Regions from separate parts of the Homo sapiens genome. Here all the other regions are linked to region 1. The links are chromatin contacts, found by Hi-C or POLR2A ChIA-PET in ENCODE. All regions are on one chromosome and are shown on one strand. The core of a region is the stretch at or near the end of the contact, and the rest is flanking DNA. Distances in the headings are between cores, read along the strand shown.

Evidence for each region. Hi-C counts contacts between places; a loop is a spot of excess contacts on that map. ChIA-PET counts read pairs that join two places held with the same protein, here RNA polymerase II (POLR2A). Pooled maps may share reads with other maps.
Region 2: a pooled map shows a loop between it and region 1 (10-fold over the local background). The contact joins the promoter of E2F2 here to the promoter of RCAN3 in region 1. A Hi-C loop is called at or near these places in 4 of 50 pooled maps. POLR2A ChIA-PET finds 5 or more read pairs at or near these places in 3 of 52 experiments (activated CD4-positive, alpha-beta memory T cell, activated T-cell and activated naive CD8-positive, alpha-beta T cell).
Region 3: a loop to region 1 is called in a map of naive thymus-derived CD4-positive, alpha-beta T cell, with 5 times the contacts of the local background. The contact joins the promoter of MDS2 here to the promoter of RCAN3 in region 1. A Hi-C loop is called at or near these places in 1 of 168 maps with a recorded cell type or tissue (naive thymus-derived CD4-positive, alpha-beta T cell).
Region 4: a pooled map shows a loop between it and region 1 (4-fold over the local background). The contact joins the promoter of GALE here to the promoter of RCAN3 in region 1. A Hi-C loop is called at or near these places in 5 of 50 pooled maps. POLR2A ChIA-PET finds 5 or more read pairs at or near these places in 3 of 52 experiments (CD4-positive, alpha-beta T cell, OCI-LY7 and activated T-cell).

What each region holds. Positions count from the first base shown.
Region 1 is chr1:24,501,452-24,504,246 of GRCh38, reverse strand. It overlaps RCAN3 (RCAN family member 3), which reads right to left and starts at 1,411. Exons shown (of 5, transcript NM_013441.4): 1 at 1,097-1,411. It overlaps RCAN3AS (RCAN3 antisense RNA), which reads left to right and starts at 1,865. Exons shown (of 2, transcript NR_144360.1): 1 at 1,865-1,899. RefSeq lists silencers at 1,069-1,568, 1,850-2,022 and an enhancer at 2,626-2,725.
Region 2 is chr1:23,529,898-23,532,692 of GRCh38, reverse strand. It overlaps E2F2 (E2F transcription factor 2), which reads left to right and starts at 1,460. Exons shown (of 7, transcript NM_004091.4): 1 at 1,460-2,151. The coding sequence starts at 1,900. RefSeq lists silencers at 1,229-1,368, 1,906-2,054.
Region 3 is chr1:23,625,923-23,628,717 of GRCh38, reverse strand. MDS2 (myelodysplastic syndrome 2 translocation associated) reads right to left here and starts at 1,384. Exons shown (of 6, transcript NR_167910.1): 1 at 1,181-1,384; 2 at 720-937; 3 at 121-211.
Region 4 is chr1:23,799,209-23,802,003 of GRCh38, reverse strand. It overlaps GALE (UDP-galactose-4-epimerase), which reads left to right and starts at 1,250. Exons shown (of 12, transcript NM_001008216.2): 1 at 1,250-1,292; 2 at 2,568-2,638. It overlaps HMGCL (3-hydroxy-3-methylglutaryl-CoA lyase), which reads left to right. Exons shown (of 9, transcript NM_000191.3): 9 at 1-119. RefSeq lists silencers at 840-1,049, 1,210-1,689, 1,740-1,839.

The DNA of each region.
Region 1 (2,795 bases), core at 162-2,661:
CCACTGCACTTCAGCTGGATGACAGAGCGAGGCCTTGTCTCAAAAAGAAGAAAAGAGAAGAGAAGAGAAAAGAAAAGGCAAGGCTTGCCAATGCAGTAAAATGTAAAGCTGATGACCTGGCTAAAGAAGAGACTCAGTTTTCAAGCTTTTCACAGTCTTCCTGGATGGAAAGCCCATTTCTAGATCAATTTAAATCCCCACCAAAAAGAACACATTTGTGTGATGCATATCTGGCTCCTGAATTATGTGTTTACAGAGTTTAAGATATTGAACCAAAGCCAATGAAATAGTCTTAAAACAAATTACTTTACATCGTATGTAATCACAGCTACAGATAAATCAATTGCTTCTTTTGCCAAATAGTACATCAGAGACTTCTATGAAAAGTTCAAATAAATGTGGTGTACTTGGTGGCTTCCAACAAGTGGAAGCGAATATTTTTGGCTTTCAGCACTACAGGAAAACATCACTTTAAATAATCCTTGTTTGTATCTGAAACACGGATCTGGATTGCTTCCTACACTAGAATCCTAATCTCTAAAGGAGATGATCAGATTTTGCACGGAAGCTAGAAGAATCAACCTGGAACAGATCACTCCTGCCCTACCTGTCCAGGCGGCGGACAGAAGCAGACAGACAAGTTTCAAGAAGTTAGGGAGTCACTAATGCGATGGTGATCCACGCACCGTGGGGGAAGCGGGGCAAGGGAGAAAGACAGGGGGCTTCCACCTTCCAGGCGCCCCTACACCGCTCCTGCCTTCACAGGCAGGCTGGGCCTGTCGGCTTTTCAAAAGGTCAAACACACTTGGTGGGAGAAAATCGTTGGTGGAGAAGACAAAACATTTTTGTTTTGTTTTCCGGGACACCACCCTCGAGGCTGCCAGACTAGACCCCGCGCGCGAGAAGGGTGCGGCGGGAGGCGAGGTCGCGGGAGGCGAGGTCGCGCGCGGTAGCATCTCCCGGTCCCGCGGCTCGGAGTGCCCACCCCTCCCGGACTTCTCGGGGCGGCTTTTTTTTTTTTTTTTTTTTTTTTAACTTTTCATGCACCACCCCCCCCACCCGCCCCGCCCCGCCCCGCCCCGCGCTGGGTGCAAACCTGCTGGAGAGGCCGGGCGCCGTGGGGCCTCACCTGCACGCCCCGCCGCCGCAGGACGGGAGCCGGGAGGGCAGCGGACGGGCCCGGGCTGCCCGACGGGGCTGCGGGGAGCCGGACGGCGCGAGCTGCGGGGCCTCTGGGAGCCTGGTGGGCGGCGGGCGGGGCCGAAGGCAGAGCCGGGAGCCGCCTGCAGCAGCAGCCTCGCCGCCACGCCCTCGACGCCGGCGAGAGCGGCCCCCTGGGCTGGGACTAGGGCGGTGTCCCGGCTGAGCTAGGCTGCCGGCGCCGCGCGCCCGCCTCGTCCCCTCCTGTTCTGGCAGGGCGCGCGCACGGCGGCGCAGGCGCCAGAGCCCAGGACAAGGCGGGGACCCGGGCGGGGACCGGGGCGGGGGCGCGCGGGGGCCGGGGTGGGGGTGTCTCGCCGCGCGCGCCCTCCTCCCGCTCCTCCGGGTTCCTGGTCCCCAGCCTGTGGGGGGCTTGGGCTGTAGCGCTGGGGCGGGGGCTTTAGATCACCCCGAAAACAGGACCTCTGGCGACCTTCTCGTTTTCCACCGGGAGCGGAGAGAGCCGATCTCCTTTTCCTGCTAGCCCCGTAGGACAGTCCCCGGAGCAGCTCATAGGAATATGACGAACGTTTACTCAGGGCTGGTTACTATGTACACTGCGCCCCGCGCGCGGCGAGTTTACCTCGGTTCACCTCCCGGCAACCGGCGGCCCGGATATTATCAGATGCTGTGGGCTTCCCGGCGCCTCATTGCCCGAGGAGAGGCGGCCGCAGGTAGCTGAGCTGGAGCTAGCACAAGGTGTGGGACGGCACAGGCTGGGTCCCGCCCTGGCGGGTACAACCCTCTTCCCCTTACCCACTCCTTCCCCTCCCCTCCCATCCCCTCCCCTCCTCTCCTCCCCACTCGTGCTCTTCTCCCTCCTCCCGCTCTCCCTCCTCCTCTTACTCCTCTTCACCCTATGCCCTATCTACCGTTGTCATACAATCCACATGTTTAATGCTTTCTTTTTCGTGTAAAAACCCTTCCACGCAGTCTTGCTTGTCTCCGACGCCTTAGGAGACCATGGGACATGATTACAACTATTACGCAAAGGGAAGAGCCGGGGTCTAAGCTGTTGAGCGAGTTTCAGTGATAGGACCGAGGCTTACATTGGCAGGTATTATTACCACCAATAACAACTATGATGACAAAGCTCCTGAGCCCAACTTGGAAGGCAGCTGGTGTCTCTTCCCTTAGCCGGCAGAGAAGGAAGCAGGGTCACACAGCAGGGAAAATAACTGGGCTCATCTCCCACCTACAAGGACGCGCAGTCACGCAGTGGTGCGCACCCGTAGTCCCAGCTAACTCAGGAGGCAGAGGTGGGAGGATCGGTTGAGGCCAGGAGTCTGAGACCAGCCTGGACAGCATAGCAAGACTCCGTCTCAAAAAAAAAAAAAAAAAGGAATGTGCAGTTAGAAGAAAATCAGCTCTCATTACCCACTCAAGACCTTTCAGAGGCAAAGTGAGGCACAGTGAAGCTTAACATCAAAGGCACTCAGCGCCTGCATCATGGGGCAGGAAGATGGACTAAAATGTGTACAGCACATCTAATCCCTGTTAGATGTAAACTAAGAAATCAGGGTTGGATTATGACCCCAAGGGCTCCCCAGCAGTTGAGCCCAGCATAGTCACCGAGGTATGTCCAGCAGATCGCC
Region 2 (2,795 bases), core at 211-2,710, 970 kb after region 1:
AACAACAGCTGCCAATTCTTGAGGCTCCTTATGATCCAGGTTCTGTGATGAAAGCTTTATATGCATTATCTCATGAGATTTCCTCATGATCATATGAGGTAAGTGCTATTAGGAGGAGAAAATCAAGGATCAAGGATCAGAGAATTTACAAAATTTGCCTTGGTCACACAATGAATAATAAAGTGTCTGGGCCTGGGTTTGAATTCGGGGCTGTTGGCTACAAAGCCTGGGCTCTTAATCATCATGGGTTATTGCCACCTTGGCCTCAACCATCTAATGAGGAATTAAGCTGTGGACTGTCTCTGGAGGGCTTTGAATGCCAAGGCTCAGACTTGCATAAAAATCACACAGCACCAGGCAAGAAATCAGACCTGAAATCTAGCAGCAGCTTCTAGCAACTTTTTACCACTCACTACCCAAGTTTGCTTCTCTGAGCCTCTCTAAACCGGAGTGATGAGGAATGTATTATCAGCAATGAAGGTTTTTGAATGAGGCAGAGAGGCTCTTGTGACAAAAGGATTGTTTAAAAGAAACCTAGAGATGTTCAAACATTTACTGAGTATTGGGTCCTAATAATACAACTGTGAACAAGACAAAGCTCTGCAGTGGGACTCTGACCCTGCTGTGCCCCCAGGCAGCTTGGGAGAGTAGAAGAACCCCTTAACTGGAAAAACAAGGGCTCCAGAGCTGGGACCTGTCCCAGATTCTGTTGCCAGCTCTCAAATCAGGGAATCTCTCTGTATGACCTTGGGCAAGTTACCCAGCCTTTCAGACTGTCAGTCTTTATCATGGGGATCATCATTCCTCTTCCCAGGATTGTTGGAATAAATTAACTAAAACAACGCTTGTAAGGATCTAGCATGGTGCCTGGCATCCTGTAGGCGCTGAATAGATGTTAGTTTTCCCTACAAAGAAGTAGACTAGTTTGCCTCCGTCCCTCACCCCTCTGCCATTAAAGGGAACAGGTTCCTGGCCTTCATTTTAGCAGGAAAGGGGATATGAATGCACATGTGCTAGCTAAGCAACAATGCAAACTAACAAAAGGGCCTGTGGCCTGGGGAATACACTGCTGGGTCTGGGCTCAGGCTGGGACCCCGCGCCAAAATGTTTCCCTTCAATCCCAGGGAATCCGGGCCCATTTCTCGGGGCGCTGTGCACTGCTCTGGCCGCCTCTGCACTGTGAATCCCGGAACCACCCTCTGTCTCCGTCTCGCCGGCTGCTAACTAGCGCGGCCGGCGGCTGGCGGCACCAACAGCAGGTGTGGCTGCCCCTTTAAGCAGCGAAGCTAGTGTTGCAATCGCCGCCTCGAGGACGCGTTCTTTCCGGGGGGGGGGGGGGGGGTGGAGCCTGTACTGTCGCAGCAGCCAACCGGAGCGCGGCATTTTCCGCGGGAGATCCGAATTTCGCGGCACGACGTTTGGCGCTAAAAAAAAAAAAAAAAGAAGAAAAAAAAGAGGCAGAGAAAGACTCAAGGACTAGAGAGCGAGCCGCAAGGAAGTCGGTGCAGTCGAGACCCCCCTCCCCATCCCAGCGCATCGCGTCTCCGCCGAGCTTGAGGGCACGCCGGGGACCCCTCCCCAGAGCCGGCCGGACCCCAGGTGCCGAGGCCTTGGGGAGCGCGGGGCGTCCCGGGTCGCGGTGCCCTCGGGACGAGACAGCCCCTGGCAGTGCCACCACCGCAGCCGCCGGGCGATCTCCAAGCGGCGATCTCTAAGCGCTGCTCTCTGCTCGGCCGCGGGCCAGGAGGGGAGGGTCCGGCCTTGCCCCGCAGGCGTCCATTGGCGGCTTCCCCCGGCCTCCGCGCCATGCCGCGGGCCGTGTGAAAGGCGGCAGCACCGGAACCCGCAGGTGTCCGCGGGCGCGCCAAGCCCTTTTGGGTAGGGGGCGCCTTACTCGCTATGCTGCAAGGGCCCCGGGCCTTGGCTTCGGCCGCTGGGCAGACCCCGAAGGTGGTGCCCGCGATGAGCCCCACAGAGCTGTGGCCATCCGGCCTCAGCAGCCCCCAGCTCTGCCCAGCTACTGCTACCTACTACACACCGCTGTACCCGCAGACGGCGCCTCCCGCAGCGGCGCCAGGCACCTGCCTCGACGCCACTCCCCACGGACCCGAGGGCCAAGTTGTGCGATGCCTGCCGGCAGGCCGGCTGCCGGTAATGCTGGGGGCCCCCACCGCTTCCCCCTATGCTTTTCCAGGTGTGGGAAAGGAGGGAGGGGTGCCTGAGATCCAGTTTGAGTGGAGCAGGTAGAGTTTTGGGAAGAGGGAAGATGAGCTTTCAGTTTCCAGGACCCAGTGCCCCCAATATCTGAGTAGAAGACCCCTTCATTTTCAGACTTTGGATGAAATAATCTCATCCATTCTAGTGGAGTGGAATGAGCACTGGATTGCGAGTCTGGAGGGAGACCCAACTCACTACTCCCAGTGCACTGTGTGACCTTGGGGAAGTCCATGCAGCCAGCGTTGCCGCCATTCATTCATTACTTCATTGTTTGGCCAGAAACCAGTACTGGGTGCCTGCTATTGTCCAGGCAAAGAGTATGGCCTGGGGACACTGTGGGACTTTGGTAAGACAGAGGGATAGGTCTAGTGGGTCTCTCACATCCAATCTGCCATGGACAGACTCCAAATTGTCCAGCCAGCTCCTGAGATAGCCCCAAGTATCTGCCCTAGGTCCTCCCCCAGGCCCAGTCTTCCCTCCCAGACAGCCATGTAGCAGATACAAATGTGGGCAGCCCCCTTGGGTTCTGTTCAGATTGGCTGCTCTCTCCTCAAGCTCCCAGGCTCGTTGCCAGAGAG
Region 3 (2,795 bases), core at 135-2,634, 880 kb after region 1:
TAATAATAATAATAATAATAAATGAATAAATGAAAAGATCACATTGGTTATTCTATGGGGTATAAAGGCAGCAGGGAGTGCTAGGATGAAAGCAGGGATGCCCAGCACGGTGGCTCACACCTGTAATCCCAGCACTTTGGGAGGTCGAGACAGGCGGATCACGAGGTCAGGAGATCGAGACCATCCTGGCTAACACGGTGAAATCCCGTCTCTGTTAAAAATAAAAATAAAAAAAATTAGCCAGGCGTGGTGGTGGGCGCCTGTAGTCCCAGCTACTCGGGAGGCTGAGGCAGGAGAATGGTGTGAACCCAGGAGGCGGAGCTTGGAGCGAGCTGCCCTCCAGCCTGGGCAACAGAGCGAGACTCCGTCTAAAAAAAAAAAATTGGCCGGGCGCGGTGGCTCACGCCTGTAATCCAGCACTTTGGGAGGCCGAGGTGGGCGGATCACGAGGTCAGGAGATCGAGACCATCCTGGCTAACACGGTGAAACCCCGTCTCTACTAAAAATACAAAAAATTAGCCGGGCGAGGTGGCGGGCGCCTGTATTCCCAGCTACGCGGGAGGCTGAGGCAAGAGAATGTCGTGAACCCGGGAGGCGGAGCTTGCAGTGAGAGGAGATGGCGCCACGGCACTCCAGCCTGGGCGACAGCAAGACTCCGTCTCAAAAAAAAAAAAAAAAAAAAAGAAAGAAAGCAGGGAACGTCACTGAGAGGCTCTTACACAACTCCAGGCAAGAAACAGTGGTGCCTCGGACACAGGTAGTAACGGTGGAGACGGTGAGATTGCGGAAGCTTTGGAAGGTGGAGCTCATGCTATTCCTGATGGGTCAGTTTGGGGTGTAGAGATGGGACAGTTGAGTTTGTCAGCGGGAGGTCATCGATGACCTTGACAAGAGCAGTTTCAGTGGAGCGATGGGGGTGAAAGCCCCACAGAGAGAGCTGGAGAGAGAAAAGGAAGGAGGGATGAAGATGGTCAATTCAGAAAACACTGAGATGTTTTCCTGGAAGGGGGAGCAAAGAAATATGACGGTGTGGGTGTGGGGGTGTGTGTGCATGGGCTTGTGCATGTGTGTGTGTGTGTGTACAATTGGAAGAACTGCAGCCGATTGTGTGGTGATGTGAATGAGCCAGCAGAAGAGGGGGACCCCTGGAGCTGTGGGAGAGACGCAAGGAATTGCTCACTGTTGTCCTGGAGGAGGTGAGAGAGGATGAAGGGCAGTGTCCCAGTGGAGGGCGTAGAATTCAAGTTCCACAAGGCGTCCAGGTAACAGGCACGGATACAGGCGGGAGTGAAGGGAGAGGTGGAGTCTGAGGAAGTTTCCTTCTGATTGCTTCTGTTTCCCAGTGAAACAGAAAGCAAGGTCTCCAGCAGCTGACAGCTAGTACAGCAGGTTCTTTTTTTCTCAGGTGTTATAGATAGCTGCGCCTTCCGCTCACCACAGGTGAAATGGTTGGCTTGTATCTGGGGCCACACCACATAAAAACCATTTGAACAGCAGGATCACACTCAGCATGATGAGAGCCCACATGAGGCTGGAAGTGCAGGAACTTGGACCGGCGGGGGGAACCTGGCAGGTCACATTCCCTCTCAAGGGGTGAGTGCTCACCAAGTGGAATTGGAGTGTGACTCTGTAGCAGTGATTCATGCACAACGTGCTCTCTCTCTCTCTCCCCTCCCTTTACACGCGTGTTTAAATGTGTGTAAATTAGGCTGGGTGCAGTGGCTCACGCCCGTAATCCCAGCACTTTGGGAGGCCAAGGTGGGCAGATCACTTGAGGCCGGGAGTTCGAGACCAGCCTGGGCAACCTGGTGAAACACCGTCTCTGTGAAAAATACAAAAATTAGCCGGGCGTGGTGGTGCACATCTATAACCGCAGCTACTTGGGAGGCTGAGGCATGAGAATCACTTGAGCCCAGGAGGTGGAGGTTGCAGTGAGCCGAGATCACGCCATTGCACCCCAGCCTGGGTGACAGAGCAAGACCCTGTCTCAAAGAGAAAAAAAAAATGTGTGTAAGTTAAATGCACCATGATGAAGACTCCACTATAAATGGTGCCGCTGGAACCTCGGGCCTCCTGACTCCACATCAGTTTTGTCTCTACTATAATACTCCATCTCTCATCACACATCACTAGGGAGCACCAAAATTGCAGGGAAGAGGGTAACCCAGGCTGAAAGGAGGAAGAGAGCACTTAAACTAGAAAATTCTAGAACATCAGACCTCGATGGACCTTCACAGATCATTTGGTCCAACACCCTTATTTGACAGACATGGAAAATGTCATTCACTGACTCCCCCAATATCACACAACAGAATCCTCATCATCCCCATCATCATCCCCATCATCATCATCCCCATCATCATCATCACCATCACCATCATCCCCATCATCATCATCCCCATCACCATCATCCCCATCACCATCATCCCCACCATCATCATCCCCATCATCACCATCATCCCCATCATCATCATCCCCATCACCATCATCCCCATCACCATCATCCCCACCATCATCATCCCCATCATCATCATCACCATCATCATCATCCCCATCATCATCACCATCACCACCATCATCATCATCCCCAACATCACCATCATCATCATCCCCATCATCATCACCATCACCATCACCATCATCATCATCCCCATCACCATCATCACCATCACCATCAACATCACCATCATCACCATCACCATCATCCCCATCATCACCATCATCATCACCATCACCATCATCCCTATCATTATCATCCTCCTCCTGATCACCATAATTGTCATCTGCATGGAAGC
Region 4 (2,795 bases), core at 1-2,500, 700 kb after region 1:
GGAAAGTGGAGAGCTACGTGGTGGCCGTCTGCCAACTCCAGCATCTCTGGAAAATCTCCACGCTGAATGTGATTTTTGAAAACAGCTTATGTAATTAAAGGTTGAATGGCACATCATAATTCCAGCATTCGGTTGTGCAGCTGTGTGTATACATGCGCGTGGGGGAGTAAAATACTTTACCATGTTGCACTCTGAGAGGAAAATGGAGACTATGAACTAGTTTATTAATCTTTGGATTTCCTCCCTGTTTCCCCACCTGAGCCCCAAATCCATAGTGACTGGAAATCAGTGGTTTTGGGCTTACTCAGGAGGCTGCTTGCGGCAGTTGCTGGCCAGAACACCCGACGGGGTTGTTTCTGAGCTTTGCCTCTGTGACTGGGGCTATTGCACAAGCTCCCCTGAGGACACACTTGCTGCTTTGGGCCTCGGTGGCCCGGCCTCTCCCTGGCGCTCCCGGGCCCGGGAGCGCTCACCTGTCGGTTCCCTGGACTCTGCGGGCAGGCGCTGGCTGATTCCCGGCTGCGCGGACACCTGTGCGCTCCTGCATTTAGGGCTCCTTTGCTCTGGTTTCATCACGCAGGATGTCACATTTTGTGCATATTATTCTCTAGCTCTACTACTTTTCATTGTAAACAAACAATCATTTTCTAACCTGCCGTCGTGGAAGGCAGAGTGCAGACCGACCCTTCCCGGCAGGTGGGGGCTGAGAGCCAAGAGCGCTGGAACCGCTAGTGTGGCCTGACAGCTTCCTCCAGCTCCTTGGTTTATTTGCAAACTGGACTTCCAGCACCAGGCCCCCTGCGACCCCCTCCTGCCTTAGTCCCGTGGGATCGGGTAGTTCAAGATTTTGAATTCATGGTTTGGCACACACCGGCAAGTCTGAAAACCTGCGGGTCAGAGTGGGGCGGAGGCGTGGGCCCCCTACCCTCTGCCCCCTGCCCCCTCGGAAGCGCAGCCCTCTTCCAGGGGTTGGGACGAGCTAGCGCGGGGACCCGGGGCACCGGCAAGGACCCACCCGCTACTGGGACCTGGCGCCGGCGGCGCCTCTCGCGGGGTGGCACCGCCCACTTCCGCCTTCCGCGGGCGCGCGCTGCGCAGTCTTCGTCACAGCGCGGAGGCCTTTTGTCCTCCCGCCCTCCCCGTAGTGGCCGTAACCCGAGTGACATGTTTCCTTGGGGGCGTGGAGGGGCGGGGTCGGGGCCGGAGTGGGCCGTCAGCACTTAAAGGGCCCGCGGCTCGGGCGTAGGAGGCGGTGCCTCTGCAGCAAGCGTGGGGCGCGGGAACCCGAGCAGGTTCGGGAGACGGAATGAAGGGCCGGGTGGGCTCGCGAGGGGCCGGGGAGTCCGCGGGGAGCGAGGGAGTTTCCGAGGGGCGGGTCGTGTTCCTGGCAGCGTCCCTCCAGGGCAGGCCCGCCCCCTTTGTCCCAGTTCCCCGCTGCCCGGGCTGGGGCGGCCGGGGTTCATTCATTGCCGGCCTGAGGACTCCTAGCTCGGCCCCGCTCCGCGCTACAGCCCAAAGCCCAGCCTGAGACCCAGCCGCCCTCGTATGCCCACGGCCTAGCTCCCCTTCCCTCCAACAGACAGACTGGGAAAACCGAGTGGGCGACGGCTGAGCAAGGTCACTCCGCTGTCGGGGGCGCAGCCGGCCTCAGACCAGCTTTCGTGCTTCCCAGGGCCTCTCTGCGACCACTTTCGGGGTCCGCGCCAGGCGCGGGGCGGGGGCGGGGGCGGCTTCGGCGCGGCGGGCAGAGTCCAGCGGGCAGCGGTGGGGGAAGGGCGAGCCGCCTGGGGAGAGGGCCGGGCTGCGAGCCTGGCGATCCAGATTCCAGCCCGCTGTCGCCAGCTGTGGGACCGAAGGGCAACTGTTTCACCTCTCTGGCCCTAGTATCTGTATCTGTAAAGTGCCAGTGATAACACCTGTCTCACCGAGATGCTGGGGGAATTCAGGAAAATCATGCAAAAGTGCCTGGTACGGAGCCTGGCACGCAGAGGGCTCTTGGTCAAGTGGGTTGGAGCTGCGTGAGCCCAGAAGGGGATAGAGGCAGCGTGGAGGAAGGCGGCAGCGGGCCCGGTCGCTGGGAATGAAAGGCCTCAGTGTCTGGGGCTTCCTCCCCGTACTACCCGCAGAGTTTGTTCAGGGTGGAGGTGCGCACCTGGCCAAGTCCACGTCTACACGGCCCACCCAGAGTAGCCTAAGTTGGGCGGGATTCCTAACTCTGAGCCAGGAGTGACCGGGCTGGCCCTGGCATGGGCAGAGGCTGAGCGGGGGTTGGGGTGGGGCCCCCTCCAGGACCAACCACGGTGTGGTTGCCCCTGAGCTGGCCTCAGCCTGCCTGGCAAAGGACCTCACCCTTGAGGCCATGTGATCTATTTCCTGCTTCCTCCCAGCTGACCCTTGAGGGAAAGGGGGTGGGGGCCGCCTAGAGCAGGAGGTATTAGTCACTGCGCCCAGGAGCCAGTTTACACCTAGCGAAGGCGGAGGCATTGGACAAGCCTGGGTCTGAGCAGACAGAACCCCTTCCTGCGACCCTGGAGTCCCAATCGTGCTGCCATTTTCCTTCTGCCCAGGACTCTCCAGTCCTCAGTCACCTTGGACAAAGAAGTGTGGATCCTCAGATTCCATCTTTTCCAACTCCAAGGCAAGTGGAACTAGAAAATAAGGTGCCTGTGTGTCAGGTCTCCCCAGCTCTGCTGTGGCGGGCCCTTAAGATCACCTCACTGAACCCTCACGCTGCCTCATGAAGTTTATACAATTATTAGCTCTGTTTTACAGAGATAGAAACTGAGGCCAAGAGG